Linked DNA regions of Mus musculus: region 2 is linked to region 1. Evidence: chromatin loops called from intact Hi-C (ENCODE). Cell type or tissue: heart. All regions are shown on one strand. Each heading gives the region's core, and the rest is flanking DNA. Links, peaks and the distances in the headings are about the cores only.

Region 1 (8,320 bases), core at 186-8,185:
ACAGGGTCCTGTACAGTTAGTGAAGTGTCAACTGTAGACCCATTTCCTGCACCGTAGGAAATGAGTTGCCAGCAGCCAGGACCCTGAATGTGTACTCGCCTGTCCTGCTTCTCAGGCTTTCTGAATTCATTGCTGTTTCCCCTGAACCCACTCGCAGATCCCCACGTGGCTATGCTCAAAGGAGGGAGGCTGGACCAAAGAGGTAAAAACGATTCTACTTTAAATGAACCATCTACTCTCTGTCAGGAAGTAGAGGTGTTGATGCCTCCAGACAACAGTATGCATCGTACAGCTTCTAGAATGCCCTGGATTTCACGGCTTCCGGATGTATAGAGCGATGTCATGGGAGGAAAGGCGGCAAGACAGAAAGGATGGGAGAGGCACCTGGAGCAGATTAAAGATACGTCTACCACCTTTACCTATCAAAGATACAACCATCACCCTCCACTAGCCTCCAGGATCTGCAGTGGCAAACTACACATGGTGAGAACTCTCCCTGAAGCTCAACCACATGGCAGAATAAGTGTAGCACTCTAGAAGGTTCTAGAAAGTTCTACAGGTGTCTGGAATGTTCTAAAAAAAATTTCTGTGTTCTAGAACTGCCCCCAAGGGCCTTAGGTCTAGCTCTGACCAGGCCCACATCCCCTTTGGCTACTTAGCAGCTTTTCCTCTCTGCTCAGAATGCAATCCTCCATGTCTGTCTGCTGGGCATCCACGCTGCCCTCCATTCTGGTTCCAAACTTTACCCTCTGCATCCCAACATCCTGTCGGCCCACGCTACAGAAACCAGAACGCAGACTCTAAACCCTAAACTCAGATAAGTAAGTTTAAACCTTTAAAAAGTGCCCTTAACACCCCATTGTGCCCCTGATTGCTCTTTTCCAACTATATAATTAGCATGTAAAGAACTCTCTCCTCTGAATTAAATGGCAGTAATTGGGTTTTTTAAAAAACTAATTTAAATCCTAAACCCTTTGGAAAAAAATTGTCATTGTTTACATATTAAATGGACTAGCATTTTAAGTATTATGGACTAATTTAACAGCTTATCTGGAACATAGGTCTGGAGGGGAGAGAAGCAAGGGAGAGCCCACTGAAAGCCTGGGACTGGGGAGGGCTCCAGGAAGCCCATCACTCAGAGAGCACAGGGGCGTGGGGGTGGGGGTGTTGGCTTCCAAAGCTCTGAGGTTTGCTGAGTTGGGAGCCCTAGGCTGCCTGAGCTGCACAGGACCCACTGAGGTACCTGCCTATAGGGTGGTAGGTATGGCTGCCACCCATACCTACAATAGGGGCATCTCTTACTACCAGGGACCAACCGGAGACCAACGTGGGAGCCTCTCCTCCAGTAGTATGAGAATATTTGCCTATTGTTCCTAGAATTGTCCCACTAGATTAATTCTAATATTACAAGGATTTGCATGTTGAGAGAGATACAGGTTTAAATTGTTTCACTTAAACTGACTAAAAAGAGAGAAATGTCTCACTCCTCCATGAAAGGATAAAAATTAATAATACTCCCAATCTCTCTTTAATCTAGTAATGTGATAATATTACATTAAAAAAAAAACTTTTTGTTTTCCCTTTAAACTGGGGAAAAAAAAAAAAGACTTTCAAGTTTCCCTCAAAGGGGGTAAAAAGTCAAAGTAGGCAATAAAAAGGGTGTTTAAAAGTGAAAAGGAACCTTGCCTCGCCACATGTTTTGGGGTGTCTGGTGGGGAGAGCAAGGTTAGTACATACAAAAATAATTACAGATGCTTGGCTGTGACCCGTAAGAGCAGCAGTGTGAGCCACACCTAGCTACCCACCCTGGAAGAGAGAGAACCTGGTCAGCAGACTCCTGCAGGGTTCCAAAAAGGCTTCTCCGCCTCTCTGGAGCCCTGCAGCAAAGCACAGAACCCAGAAAGGACAGGAGAAACAGCGTGGCGGTAGGGAGACCTCATCTCTCTACACACGGACACAGCATCGCCGCCAAGGGTGAAGAGGAGCCGAAACATCCCCATCCCCCACACCAGAAACCAGGCACCGTGGTTGGGAAATCAAGACTACCCTACAAGTTTAGAAAGGTAAACAGGAGGTGCCACATTGTTCAACCAGATACAAGGGTTCCCCTGGAGGCAGAAAAGGGGTGAGTTAAGGGGGATACTTCCCTAGCCCCCCAAAAATCTCCAGGATATTTCACAGTAGGGAGGGGTGGAACTAAGTTTAGAAGCCAGCTCGATACTCCCCACTATGTACCTGACTGTACCAGGAGCCAACTAGTTCTAGAATCCTTGTATTGATGTGGTGTTAGAGTGTTCTTACAAAGACCATCCCAGGGGTGAGAGACATAGGGAGTACACAGTGGCCCCTGTGGCCCCTGCTGCCCTTTTTCCTCTGGACCCTGACTGATAAGGCCTCATGCAGGTTGAGACCTCAAAGTTCGTATACACCTTCATGCCTAGGACACAAGGGACCTTGGGGAATGGCCAGGCCAGAGTCAGGGCAAGGACAGAGGGGTCTGTGAGCTTCTTACCGAGATCAGCAGCCTCATCATTACCTCCCCCCAAGACCCCCAAAACCCTGGGTTATTGGGCATGCAACCAGGGGCCTGCAAGGTACACTTGGTTATGTCACTGGGGCTTAAGGCCTTAGCTCTTTTTTTTTCAAATGGTGGTATAAAATTTTCTGGGCCACAGATGGTATCTCCCATCCCTCCTGGATTCTTGAGGAGTCTATTCCACAGCTAGCAGGTGGGGCCATGTCCTCCGAGCCCTACTGCCTAGAAAAGCTAGTGGCCCCTTAAGAGCCCCCAAAGCCATTGGTGGATACAGGGATGGAACCCTCCCCTGGCACTAATCCCATGTGGGGTAGGGTGGGGCCCCGATTCTTTCTCTCGTGTGTTTATACATTTTTATGTAGAATAAGAATCTGTTATCTCATCAAGAAGAACATATCCAGGGACTCACGCAGGCACAGCTGATGCTGCAACTGCTCAGAACACTGCCCGCAACTGCAAGACAGGGACACAAAATTGTCCCTTAGGGGGCTAGTACAACAAGAAAGGACTCTCCACCCAGGCCCCACAAGGCAACTTACCAGCTAGGCATCCCAACAGACTCAGCCTCCACCCTTTCTGTCCTTACCCACTTATACCCCAGCAGCAGTGGAGACTGCTTAGAAACCTGAGCGTAGAGTTGGGGGCAGAAGGAACAGCAGTTCAGAGATACTGTGCAAAACTGGAGAGCTATAGAGAGAAGATGACCCAGGATAGAAGCGTCTGAGCCAGGCCTCTAGGTATAGAGAGGCACCTACTATGCATTACTGTATGGATGGGCCTCATGGATACCACGGGGACAACATGCTAACAGCCTGGCCAATCAGGAGTAAAATTTCACTATCACAGCCATGTAGCGTGTTGGGGCCCGGGCTATTTCAATGTCTTTACTTTCCACAGTTACTCAGGCAACACAGTAAATAGAGAAATGCATAGAAGTGACCTGGAAATGGTTTGGACTCGGTTTCACGTGGACAGAAACAGGAAGTGAAGGTATAAGAAGAAAGCCATAGAGACCATATGTCATGATTTGCATATGCTCAGTCCAGGGAGTGGCACTATTAGAAGGTATGGCCCTGTTGGAGTGGGTATGGCCTTGTTGAAGTAGTTATGGCATTGTGGGCGTGGGCTTTTAGACCCTCATCCTAGCTGCCTGGAAGCCAGTCTTCTAGCAGCCTTCAGATGAAGATGTAGAACTCTCAGCTCTTCCTGTACCATGCCTGCCTGGATGCTGCCATGTTCCCGCCTTGATGACGATGGACTGAACCTCTGAACCTGTAAGCCAGCCCCAATAAAATGTTGTTCTTTATGAGACTTGAATTGATCATGGTGTCTGTTCACAGCAGTAAAACCCTAACAAATACATGTAGGACATACACTAGGTCCCTTGCTGCCCTTCAGACTTCATGTTCTTTGTTTTCTTTCCATCACCGCACATCTGTCCCTGTGATGCAAACTGTGTCAGCAGAGATACCTCAGTTTCCTTTTCCCTTTAAACCACTCAGAACTGAGACTTTGGTGGCAAATCCTAAGGCTTCATTCGTTCCATGGAAAGAAGTGTGGTGGCCCTTTTCTCAGGAATTGGCTACTTAGGTAGAGGTTCCAGAAAGGGTCCCTAGACACAAGGAGCCTCTTGGTAACTGCCAAACCCAGAACCTGACCTTTGGCGCCGAACCCTCCCCGGGGGACCCCACACCAAACCTCTCTGCTCTGGGTACCCACGCCCTTCAAGAGGAAGCCAGAGCCCTCACGCATCTGTGCACCGTGATCCCATGCTAGCCTCTGTCCCAGTGTTCCATGGCATCCCCGAATGCTCGACATCCACAGGGACCCTCTGACTTTCCCACTCTCATGGGGAAACCTACTCAGAGAAGCAGATGCAATATCTTCACGGGCTGTGGGCACGGCCAAGAGCGGCCTGCTGACCCCCGGCCTACTGTCCCGGCTCAGGGGCTCAAAGCATCTGGATTCTTTTATAGGCCGAAGGGATCTGCTCAGCAGCTAGTCTTCCAAAATGAAACCAGAAACCAGGTCTAATCATTTGAGCTTGATAAAGACTCCCCAAGTGCCCGGGGAAGCCAGGGTTGGGTCACACAGGCAACCGGTTTCCTTTCTCCCCAGACACATGGGTCGTGCAAGAAGAAAAAAAAAAAAGTGAAATATACTGGCTGTACCCACCGAGCTGAGGGGTGGGGGCCTATCTCACAGGGGCATCGTCTGGGTAGGACGATATCAGATGTAGCAAACAAGAAAAGCAAAGTTCAAGAAACCAACATATATCAGCTTTTGGCAGAGTGTGCGCACCCGTTATGCATTTGAAATGACTTGGTGCCAAATCGTAGCAGGCTCTCCCTGCCAGGAATCAGGAGAGGTCAAGCGAGGACCGCAAAAGAGTGCAAAGATTTGTCTTTAAAAAGCACAGTGCTGAAATCTATTTTGGTTTTGCAAAACAAGAGACTGTCTGGGTCTCTCTCGGTCTCTCTCTCAGAGTCTCTCTCTCTCAGAGTCTCTCTCTCTCTCTCTCTCTTTCTCTCCATTTCCCCTTTCAGTTTAAAACTAACATCTACACTGAGTTCCCATCACTAGACTCCAACCCTATACAGGCCTGGCTGAGCCTGGTATGAAAGGGGGACTCAGCAAATGTGTATAAGATAGATAGGCAGTGCTGCTAGGCTCCTAGGTACCACAAGCGGCTTTATGGTCAGGTGTAGGGGCTCCTGACTGAATTGGGGGAAGCATGTCCCTACCCTGAATTTGCAGGATGTACCGCATCTAGGTATACGGTCTATAGGACATATCTATCGAGAGCCGAGTCTGGCATCTTAGTCTCCTGCCCATCTCAACCTTTATACCCGAATTCAAAGCCTTTCTGAATTATTCCCAGTGTCTCCCTATCCCTATATCCTCGCATGGTGCATTTCCCTTCAGCAACCCCCACCCCTTTACCTGTGGGCTCATCTGTGTTCTGGAATGAGCTGGGTCCACTACCAGACCTGGATCCTGCCTCCTGAAAATCCTTACGAGCCCAGGAGAAAATGTCTCTGTCTCCTGAGCATGGGGGACTTTGCAGCTTAGTACTAGGCATTCACCTCTGGGTTTCCACCGCACCCTGCGGTGTTGGAAGAACTGCCAGGTCATCTATATGCTGTTTCCTGGAAGTTCCTTGGACATATCATCTGAACACCCAGTCAGACACACCCAGATGCAGCCAGCAGGTAACCTAAGTGATTGCTCACTCTGTAATCCTCAGCAAAACCTCCGGTCTCACTGTATCCATCTGTACATTGGGTCCGTTCCTGCTTGTTGAATCCCAAGCACAGGGAGGAAGAAACTGGCTGAGCAGGAGTGAAACTTGGTTTTCGGGACCCCATCAGACAGGCGGATATTTTCCCAGGCTAGATGAGCTGTGCAGGCAGTGGGAGCCACGGGGACCCGCTAGGCCGGGAAGAGAGGCCAGTGGCGCCCAGGCCCACAATGGCCCCTTTCTCCCTTCGCTGATTGAGACAGTTGAGTGTAGAATATTTAAACAGTTGTATATTCACAGATTGCAAGACGAGAGACGATTACCTAAGGACGAGGTTCGCTGGGCGATCAATGCATAATCAGATAACTGCCCCGCTCAGCAAGGCTTTACGGGAACATCAGCCGCTCACACTCTAATTCCTCCTGCTAATTAAGCAGCCTGTTAATTGCTCCCGGGCCTCTAATGCCCCTGTCATTATGCCCATAACAGCTTGCCTGACAGCAATGGTCCCTGAGCTCAGGGCCCACAAAGGACTGGAGCCCTTAATGAATTGGGGCAGCGCAGGGACCTGGTTCCATTGGCCCTGCGCCTTGCCTGTCCTGTAACGCTCTGAGAGGCCTGGCACAGTAGGGTCAGCACCCCTCAAGTGGACCAAGCAGGTTACAAATGACATGGCCTGATTTGGTAGCAGCCAGTAGCCAAGCTCCAAGGGAAAGGACTCTCTCTTTACTCCTTCAAAAACAACCCGGTTTGGTAGAGCTGTGCATCATCCTAGACTTACACCTCTGGACCCTGGACCAACACCAGCCACACAAACCCCTAGATGTTCAGAGCTCACCAGCCTAATGGTTACTCTGCCTTTTAAGGACTCAGCAGCCAATCAAGTGGCCCTGAGAAGAAGTGCCATGCCTCAGTTTACCCTACATGATCAGTGGTTGACAGAAAATACAGGAGGAAAGAAGGTCGCTCCTTCCTGGAACTGCCCTCCCCTCCCATCCACAGCAATGCCCACAAGCCCAGGCTGCACCAATCAGCTCTGAGACTCTCTGGCCCAGACTCAGGCATGTATGGTGGTGCAGTGGTCTGTCTTGGAAACACCAGGGCCAGAGGTTGCCCAGGCCTTCACCACGAGGTACGGCTGCCAACCCCTGGCACTGATTGGCCTCAGCAAACCAAAAGCCTAGAGTATCAGGCAAAGAGAAACTCGAGAGAGGTGTGTTCGTCTTGGTCTGGTGGGCAGGTTTTCCCAGAAGCATAGAAGCCCAGAGAACAGAAAGGCCAGAAGACTTGAGTGAGTCAGGCCTTCAGGAGCCGAGCGCTGGGAGCCGCACCCCACAGAGCCATCACTGCCTGCATACGCACTTACCGCACTTACGCCCTTAGCCTCTCTTCTTCACGGGGCCTGTCCAGTTGAAGAGGAAGGAAGCTCAGGTGGGGCACATGCTCAATGGTACCTCAAACCAATACGTCTTAAAAGTGTTGATATCGCACCCCCCCCCCCCATGCTAGCACATAGCATGGCTACCAGGCAGGACAGGGACATAGGCTCAGACTTGTCTGTCCATGGAGCCCTCTTGGTTCCTGCTCTGAGGGCCTTGGCAGTGTGACTGGAGTTGCCCGAGTGACCAAACCTGGAATACTACAGGGAGGGGTTACTGGATTCTGTGCTTTACTGGATAACAACATTTTAATGGCTGCGAAGCAATCGACCCTGGTGGAAATCCCTGACTAACCCAGCCTGGTCATGGGTGATGTAAAAAGGCCACTTGGGGCTCAGAAGAAATTAGAAATTAGGCCTAGGCTCAGGATGTATCTGTGTCTAGCCTGGCTCTCCCACTTCCAGTGATTCTTACAGATGTGAGACGGTAGGAAGATGTAATGCTGGAAGACTCTTCCTCAGGCCAGGCTACCATCTGTACAGAGGAAGGTCACTTCAACCCCCACCACAGGGGATCTAGGGAGACGTGAACTTCCAGACAGTAACCTTCCAGGAAGGCTTGGTAAGCATCCCAGAGGCCTGGCCTCATTCTTTCCCCCTAAAACCAACAGGTCACATGACTTGCCTGAAGTACCCTCAAAAGACGCTTAAAAGTCAGTGGTCCAACTGCTTCTGCTAGGTTTGGGGCCCTCTTCGGCAACTTCCCAGGAAGCAAGCAAGAAGCCCTCAAGATGTGTTGGCCCCCATCTCCCAGAAGTCAGCGGCTGTAGAGCCCTGACCTTTTGACCTTCCCGGGATCCTAGAATGGGCTGCCACACCTTCCATGTCTAGCTGTGTCCACCTGAGAAAATTCTGGGCCTCTAGCCTAGGAGTGGGACTCTACACCGGAAGGGTCTATGGGGAGACAGTGGCAGTATCTGTTACAACCCAACTCAGAAGGGCTCTAGGGGGCAGCAGGTAGCCCCATCCACTCTGTTGAAGGAAAGCATCTCCCCTCCCCCACCATGGCCCCTACATTCTTGAGTGGGCCTGAGTATGACACTTAGGGGTATAATTTTGGCAGATGCTCAGGGATACACTGCCTCAGCCACTGTCTTTCCACTGG
Region 2 (8,320 bases), core at 97-8,096, 52 kb after region 1:
TCTGATTCCCTGTGTGTGTGTGTGTGTAAATATATATTTATATTTCTGATTCCCTCTGTGTGTGTGTGTGTGTGTGTGTGTGTGTGTGTGTGTGTGTAAATATATATTTATATTTCTGACTCCCTGTCAGATCTGAGTGATACCCTGATGCCCACAGGCCCCGACTCCTTTACAGAAGCAGTGGCCAAACAATACAGGATCCTTCAAGGTAGTCCTCCCTGGGTGACGCAAGGAGTTGAAGTGTTTGGGGCAGAGTCAGACACATACAGATGCTGCAACGCTACACACAAGTTAAAACTGACTTTTTTTTTCCCCCTCTAAGGCATTCTCACCTCTTACATGGCAAGTCCCAGCTGCAATGGGGCTCTGGATCCCAGAAAGACAGACAGTGCACAGAGCACAGGAGAGCAGGGAAGCAAATCCCCAGCATGTTCCCCCAGCCTGTGCAGTGGGGACATGGGAAGCCAGACGAGGTCCACATGAAACCTCACTGGTAGCCTCCGGGGCTTCTTGGGCCAGACTTCAATACTGACACTGAGCATTCAGCTTTGTTACTCTTTCTAGAGCAGAGAAGTAGACAAAGCCACTCCTTTCTCAGCTCCACCATGTACCGACTGGAAAGCAAATTGCAGAATTGCAGGCATATGGAGGTCACTTCAGTAGGGGTTGCTCCCAGAACCATGGGTCTGTGTAAACCAGCACCAGACGCTCTGCCTGCCCTACCAGGGGACATAGAGATGGCTGTGTCTCCCCCCATATGCCCTACCCAATCCACCAATACTGACATTCATATAGAATATATCGCTCGACAGAGGGAGGAAAACAGTCTGTCTGGCTCCATCTCGATGCATCAGGAAATGAGGAAAAGGAATGTAACATAGAGGAGACAGTCCCTGTGAAATTACCTATGGAATCCCCAAGGCCTGGAAAACCTCACACCCCAGCACAGCCCAGCAGCCCTGCTCCCTGATGTCCTACTCCATCACCTGATGCTTTTTTCCTCCTGACAGTGTCTCACAGCACTGCCTGGGGAGAGAAAGGGACACCCACCACCCCAGGACTCACAGCTCTCCTGCCTATGCCCTAGGATGAAACGACTCCATGCAGCCAGGCTCTGTCACACAGAGACACATCCTTTGAGCCACTGCTGCGCTGCCTTCCACCCACCACCTCAGACCACCTGGACATACAACTCAGAAGCTAAAAGAAGCAAGAACCTCACAAGCCCCCCACACTCATCCACTTACTCCCTCCTAGACCCCCTGATTCTGCTCCGATGCAGAATAGGGAACCAGGGTCATCCATAGCTCCTCCCAGCAACTGCAAACTCAGACTTTTCACACAGGCAATGTAGATCCAGGATCCAGCACACATACATGGAAGTGCACATACACGAGCACACGCACACACACACACACACAGAGCACTGACCCAGAGGTAAGACCCGTTTTCTGATGCACGTATGTTTTCCACTGAACGGCATCACTCCCTCATCAAGTTTATTTGGCTACACCCTCATACTGCTCTGAGAAAGCCAGTGATCAAGAATTGTGCCTTGCTTGCTTTCCCAAACAGGAACCCAGTGTGAGCAGAGCAAGCCCTGCTTGCTGCACTCAGAAACAGGATGCTGACAGTTCTGCTCCCATAACTATAAAGGACCTCACAGATGTGCACCGATTTTCCTTTCCACCTGAGCCAGAAGGCTGGATGAACTAACCGCCCCCACGGAGTGCCCTCTGGCCGGCCGCACTGGCTTTCAGATAACTTTGCCCAGCACTCTGTGCTCTCAAATCTGGGTCTCCGGCTACAATGAAAAAGACCCCGGTTTTCATCAGGTTCCTTTAAACACAGACTCCACTGCCTTAGTTTTTGAGGGATGAGCACTTGGGGGTGGAAGCCGCAGGAGCCTAGATGTGTGAACGTGCACGGGGAAAGCAGAGACCCGTATTTAGAGATGAAATATTCACTGGGACCGGCCATGTTTTAAAATGATTATAAATTATTTTAACAGTGCATTTGCAAAGGGTTATAAAAACAGCCATAATATATTTTTTTCCTTAGATTCTAGAATTACCAGTATGACAGCTAATGCAATAATGATTTGTTTCAAATGCCAGTGTTTAAGCTGCATAAAGCTGATTTCAGACATTTTTTCCAGTAGGCCACATTGTACTTAATGAAATTAAACACACCAATCGCATTTGTCCCCAGGGGACGAGGAACTGAACACACCACTGGTTTATTTTTTTATTAAAATAAATTGCAGCCGGCAAGATGGACTAATTGCATACAGAATTTAAAAAGAAACATTCCATTGATATAATTAAGCCAATTTTCACGGACAGAAATAGTTATAGTGGATATAAAATAAGCAAAGCTTTCACTTCACCAGAATCTGCCTTCCCTTCCCCCCCCTTTTTTTTTACACAAAATGTTAACTATTAAACAAATATGTATCTCAAGTGGCCAGCACTCCTATCTTCAGCTTGCTCATGGCATTCATTGTTCCTCTTTCTCGTGAGAGGCACCTCTAGAGAGTACAGGATCTGAGAACAGGGAGTGGTCAGAACAGGGAGAGACCACCCATTCCTTGCTTCAGGGCCACTTGGGTGGAGGGCACTCTGGGTGCAGGATGGTCACAGTGGCTCTGGCCATGAGGAACAACGGCCAATATCAGAGATGCTGCATAGACCTGCAGCTTGGATCTACTGGGGAGCAGGAGCAGTATGGGCACTGCATCTCCCTAGTTTCCTGAGAAAGACAGGTGGATTTTTTTCCCTGATAGTTTGGGGATAGGGTAAGTAGGCAGCCCCCACTTCTCTGTGTGAGGTTTTTGTACTTGTGCTTGGCAGAAGAGGAGAGGGGGTAGACAAGGCCCATTCCTGGTCAATACTGGCTACCTAGAATCTGCCTTTGGAGAGGGTACCCACAGCGAGAGGAGGAGAAGCTGTGTTATCACTTCCTGGAGGGGGAAAGAGTCCAGCCCTGAGCAAATAGAATTCCAATCTGCAGACAAGTGGGGGATAAGCCAGACGGCTTAATTCACAGGTTATAATGCGTGGAATCTACCTGTCCTTTACGAATAGACCATGGTAAGCACTGGTCTTGAAATACTTTAACCCTGACACATTAAATTAATTAATTGATTAATTAATTAACTAACTAAAACACTACAGAATTAACTATAGTCTGCAGTACCAGACCAAGAAACCCTGAAGGTCTTGAACTGGATTGCAACGGAATGAGTTACTGCACCTGTCTAGGCTCTCTAACCTAACAGCTGGAGGAGGGGGGTCTAAGGTTCCACACTCCTTCCTTCCCTTCCCTGGGCCAGTGGAGGGGATGCTGCCGGATGCTGCTGGATGCTGACCAGCGGCCAGTTCACACCTACCCAGGAGGGCTAAAGAACACCCAAAGGCACTTTGAGGGTCTCTTCCAAGGCTGCTGCCATACAGAACAGGGGCAGAGCGACTCGCAATGCAGGATACCCTCCTCCTTGGTTTCTGGGATCGCCTTCCCTTCCCAGGATGGGCAGGCACACCTGTGTGTACTCTGGAAATCCCAAGTTGGGGACAAGTAAAGGGACAATACCTTGCACTGGGGATTTCTGGACCAGGTGGAGGGGTCTGAAAATTCGGGCAGGAACACCCAGGAAGCTAGAAGGTGGCCCCCAAGTAGAAAGGCACCTTCATTGCAGTAGCGTCCGTCCGGGTCACCGGGTCACCGGGTCAGAGTCACAAGCTGATGCAGTATGGACATGTCCTAACTACTGCTGCCCCATTGTTGTCTCTGACTTTGGGAAAGGAGCTGGGAGAAGCTGGGGGTCGCCTAGGCAGGTGTCTGCCCAGGCTGCCTTCAGCAAAGCAGAGAGAGAGAGAGAGAGAGAGAGAGAGAGAGAGAGAGAGAGAGAGAGAGAGAAAGAGAGAGAAACACACACACAGAGGAACAGAGAAAAACAGAGACAGACACAGAGAAAGAGAGAGAAACACACACACAGAGGAACAGAGAAAAACAGAGACAGACACAGAGAGAGACAGAGAAAGACAGAGAGAGACACAGACAAACACAGACATTGACACAGAGACAGACAGAGTGGGGTGAGAGAGAGAGAGAGAGAGAGAGGAAGGGAGAGAGAAAGGGAGAGATTCCCTCCATCTCACGAAGTTCTTTCCTGATCTAGGAAGGTGCTACCAGTGTCCCCCACACCTTCTCAGGAGAGAGCTTCCGATCCTAAGGCTTAAAACTGGGTTTTGATTCAAACCCTGTTAAGTTGTATTTAATGCTATTTGAAATTTTTAAGCGAAATTACTGAAAAGATTTTTTTTTAAATCCTGGATAATTTTGTTGAAACTCTTAATTATACATAACCTTAATTACCAGTACCAGGCCCCCTCCCCTCAAGGACCCCTAATTGCCTCCTAATTGAATAAAACAGAAGACTAATCACACCCCACAGAAACCCTGTAAGCAGTCGCAGCTGAGGCAGTGCCGCCCTCTGGGGAGGGCGCTCACTCTACCCTTAACCTAGCCTCTTGGTTCTCTGCCCCTAGCACTGCCCAGGTAGGGGGCTGGGAGTGTGGAAACTGCAGGACTAGGAGGGGCTAGGAGGTCTAACCTGCACCTGTTCTTCCCAGGCCTCCAGACTGCTAGAGAAGCAGGCACCAAGTCAGTGGATGGTTTGAGACCCTGGGGCATTGCTGCCTTCCCCCAACCCACAGACCTATCCAACACCTGTCTACAAACTGGCTTTGGCAAGACCTACACACACACACACACACACACACACACACACACACACACACACACACCAGGCCTCTGGTCCCTCTAACACCATTCACAGTGCAGAGCCTCAGGGCACTGGCCGACAGCCCTGCATTCCACCCCTCCACCAAGCGGGCTCCACCATTCGCCTAAAGCGGGCAAGACAATCAATTCCCGCCTACAGGTTCTTGCTGCCTTTGCAGCCCTCATCCATCCCAGAGAAAAAGCCCCTGGGCTCTCACTTCCCTGGGGAGGACAGAAAGAGGACAAGAGCCAGCCAGCCTAGCCACCCCTCACCTGCACCTCTGCATGTCTCAACGGGAAGGACGGGAAGGACGCAGGCCTTAAGCTGGGCCTCCGATCCTTCACACTGCTTTGGCAATTCATCACCCCCAACATAGGCAACACTCAAAGTCCCACACCTAGGAGGGTGGGATGTGTGGTATTTGGGACCACCGGGTCTGTCACCTCGATAGAAATCAGGTCTCTAGGGTGGCTCTAGTGGGGATCCTAGCTGTGCTGTGTAGTTCCTGGAGATAGGAAGAGCAGCAGCACCAACCAAGCCCCCAACTGCCCACCTGGCTCACACCAGTGTTGGAACAATACGCTATTGTTAAATTTTTCGTTCTAAAATATGGGGTCAAGACAGCTTCAGGTCCTTACTGGCCAGCACTGGCCCAGGTTGAGTAAGGGGACCCCTGATCTGAACCATCTTCACTTTGCCCAGGCTCAGGCTTAGCTAAACTTCCCACCAACTGAATCACAGTCCTCACTGGGGAGCTTCAGAGATTTCTGTCCTTAGGAAGCTCAACAGAAGGATCTACTCTGGGCCCCTAATTCTACCAAAAGGGCCAACTGAAAGGTCCAGCTTAAACAAGCCATGCAGACAGAGGTCTGGAGTAGGAGCACCAGGAAATACAAACGAAATTATACCTCAAAATGCACACCCCTGGGACAACCTCACACCCAAGCCCTGTGTCCTGCCGTTACATCCATTGGCCCATCTGTCCTTCTGTCCTCAGGACATCTCAGTCACAGCTCAGGGGCCCGAGTAGTATGAGGGCAGAACAAAACCCTGAACCACCATGACCTTGCTCCTTCTTCTATCCCCTGACCCTGTCAGCCAGTTAGGAGGCTTCTGGGCTGGCTGCTGGTCACTCTTGCTTCAGGTAATTGAGTCAGGTTCCCAGGAGCCTTCCACAGTCCCTTAAAATGCTGTCTAAAGAAATAAGAAAGTCTTCAGTAAGCCCTGGGCCGTCTTCCATCCTGAGCCGCCTCGCCCTCTTCTTGAAGGGGTTTTGGTAGTAGCAGTAACAGTCACACAGCCTGAAACCAGGTCTCCAGGTTGACACTCAAGTGGAGACCCTGGGTCTGTCGGGCAAGCTCCTGTGGGTTGTTTCCAAGAACGCCCTGAACTGTGGACTCCCACCGGTTGTGTCCTTCGGTTCTTGGCCTCCAGAGAAGGCCTCAAGATCGTCGCTGGACGCCCGTTCTGGCCCTACATAGGGCCGGAGCCAAGTGACCTTCCCCACCTGGTGGAGGGAGAGCAGGAGGCCCAGCAGGGCGCCGAGCGGGTGTGGGCCTCTGGGAAGTTTCCGGGGCCGCGCTGGGTGCGCTGAGCCAGTCTCTCGCTTGCAGCGAAGGCGGCGGCAACAAAAAGAGCGCAGTCACTTTACGTCTCTCTCCTTCAAGCTTTGGTCTTTCCTCAGCGAGAGCCTGACCATCCAACCTGCAGCCAGGGGGTCGAGACTCCCAAAGGCTCACGGTACACACCGGACTCTAACAGTACACTGCACACCCGTTCCACGCGTCGTGGAGAGTCACCCAACACGCACACAACCCCTTCGCATCCGCTGGGAACCTACTGGCACTGTTCGCACCAAGAGGGGTCAGAGGTCATGGGTGGCCCAGAAGGCCGAGGTCAAGGGCAGCTGGCCAGGGAGCTCGGCAGGAAAGGGGCTCTTAACCGAGGGGCCACGAACTCCAACGGCGGAGCTCAGGGAAGCTTGGCGGAGGCTGGAAGTTGCTTTTCCCTGCAGAGTGGGCGCGCGGCCTAAGACAGCCGGGCCGCCGTGGGGCCAAGTTCCGTAGGGTCCGGAGCTCAAAGTGCCTGGCTTTTTCGGAAAACTATCGCGGATCCCACACCGGCTCGCTGGACTCACGCTCTTTAAGAGTTCGGCTCTGGAAGCCGCGAGGCCGGGCCAGGCAGGATCCTGCCCCGGAGGCGCAGACCGAACGGCCTGGTGATCAGGCAGGGACCTGGAGCCGGCCCGTGGTAGAGGAGGGGGCGGCGGGGGCGAGCGACTCGGATCCTCTCCGTACAGCGCTCAACGCTTCGCTGGAGCCGGACCGTGGCCCGAGCTGTTCGAGCCGCGCTTCCCCCGGCCGCCCTGCAGCGGGTCCCCACCTGCTGGCTGCAAGGGACGAAGCCCCGGGCCCGACTCCTGCGGATGGCGCCGGCACTGGGACGGGAGGGCGCGCTGGGCGGCTGCGAGACACGGTGGCCATAGTGCGGACGGCAGGAGCCGGCGGGCTGCGGTGGGGACCAGCCCGCTGCTGGCTGAGCGCACAGCCCCAGGCACGGCTCGAGGCGGCGCGAAAGAGAAAGTAAGCCCCGGGCCCGGGTAGCCTCGCCGGGACATTGGTCCCTCTGGGGCTCGCGGGTGCCGGGGACAGCATGTGCGAGAGGGTCGGAGCGAGGCCAAGCGAGGCAGGGCGGCGGGTAGCAAAGCGGCCAGTGAGGACCCCGCTGCCGGAGGCGCCGGCACCGGGCGGCCGGAGCGAATCGCGAGGATCACAGAGGAGCGCCGGCCACCACGCGGGGCACCACTTGGGAATAAACTTCAAGAGCACAGTTTCGAGCGCAGGAAAAAGTCTCCATGTTGCTTCCCCAGCGGCTGCGGCCGTCCTGCCCTTGCTCCCGGGGAGCCGGGTGGGCGCCGGCCCGCGCCCCCTCCTCCGCCCCCTCCCCGGCTCAGGGTCTCCCTCCTCTGAGCCCGGCTGGCGGACGCCAAAGGCGGTGCTCTAGCGCCCACTATTTCAAAAGCCCGGAATATGATTTGACCAGGACTGAGAGCCACTCGGAGAGAGAGAGGGAGAGAGCGAGCGAAGAGGAAAAGTTACTCTCCCCTTTCGTCAACTTTTCGCTAACTTTCGCTTTTCTCGCTCCTCCACCCCCGGCCCTCCCCCTCGGCCCCCCTCCCCGGCCCCCACCGCGCGCCTCGGGTTCCCGGGCCCGAGCGCCTGACACTGTGGGGGGGAGGGGGTTCTGCGGGGAGGGGGCCGGCGCCTTCGGGGAGCGCGCGGCCCGGGCGCCCCGAGCCTCCGCGCGGAGCCCGGCCGCCCCGGAGCGCGGGAGGCGGAGCAGCCCCCGGACCGCGCGGTCGACCGGGGGCCGGAGCCGCGGGCGCGCCGACCGCGCCCCGACGCGCACCCCTGGCCCGGGTACCCCGGCCCCGCGGCCCGGGCCCGGCGACGCGGCGCGGTCGAGCGCGGGAGACTTACTTTTGGCTAGCTTCCTCGCCCTCGCCTTGGATCGCATGGTGTCGGCTCGCGGAAT

Evidence for each region. Hi-C counts contacts between places; a loop is a spot of excess contacts. Peaks named below come from ENCODE experiments on the same cell type or tissue, not always from the same donor. Only the 100,000 strongest peaks of a DNase experiment are listed, where the experiment ranks them.
Region 2: it touches region 1 in a loop (2.0-fold over the local background); 2 of 42 quality-filtered maps call a loop at or near these places.

The regions. Positions count from the first base shown.
Region 1 is chr4:154,576,820-154,585,139 of GRCm38, forward strand. The region is part of intron 1 of Prdm16 (PR domain containing 16); the gene reads right to left. Among named protein-coding and RNA genes, the nearest start is that of Gm13133, 31 kb to the left of the region's middle. In heart, for the core only: no CTCF peak of the experiment used is centred there; DNase peaks (open chromatin) are centred at 4,532 and 4,802; H3K27ac peaks cover 1,208 bases; H3K27me3 peaks cover 580 bases.
Region 2 is chr4:154,628,458-154,636,777 of GRCm38, forward strand. Prdm16 (PR domain containing 16) reads right to left here. Exons shown (of 17, transcript NM_027504.3): 1 at 8,266-8,320. The coding sequence starts at 8,302. 5930403L14Rik (RIKEN cDNA 5930403L14 gene) reads right to left here and starts at 7,910. Exons shown (of 1, transcript NR_045643.1): 1 at 2,234-7,910. In heart, for the core only: CTCF peaks have their summits at 4,493, 6,301 and 7,797; DNase peaks (open chromatin) are centred at 4,535, 6,514, 7,434 and 7,844; H3K4me3 peaks cover 4,742 bases; H3K27ac peaks cover 4,912 bases; H3K27me3 peaks cover 5,682 bases.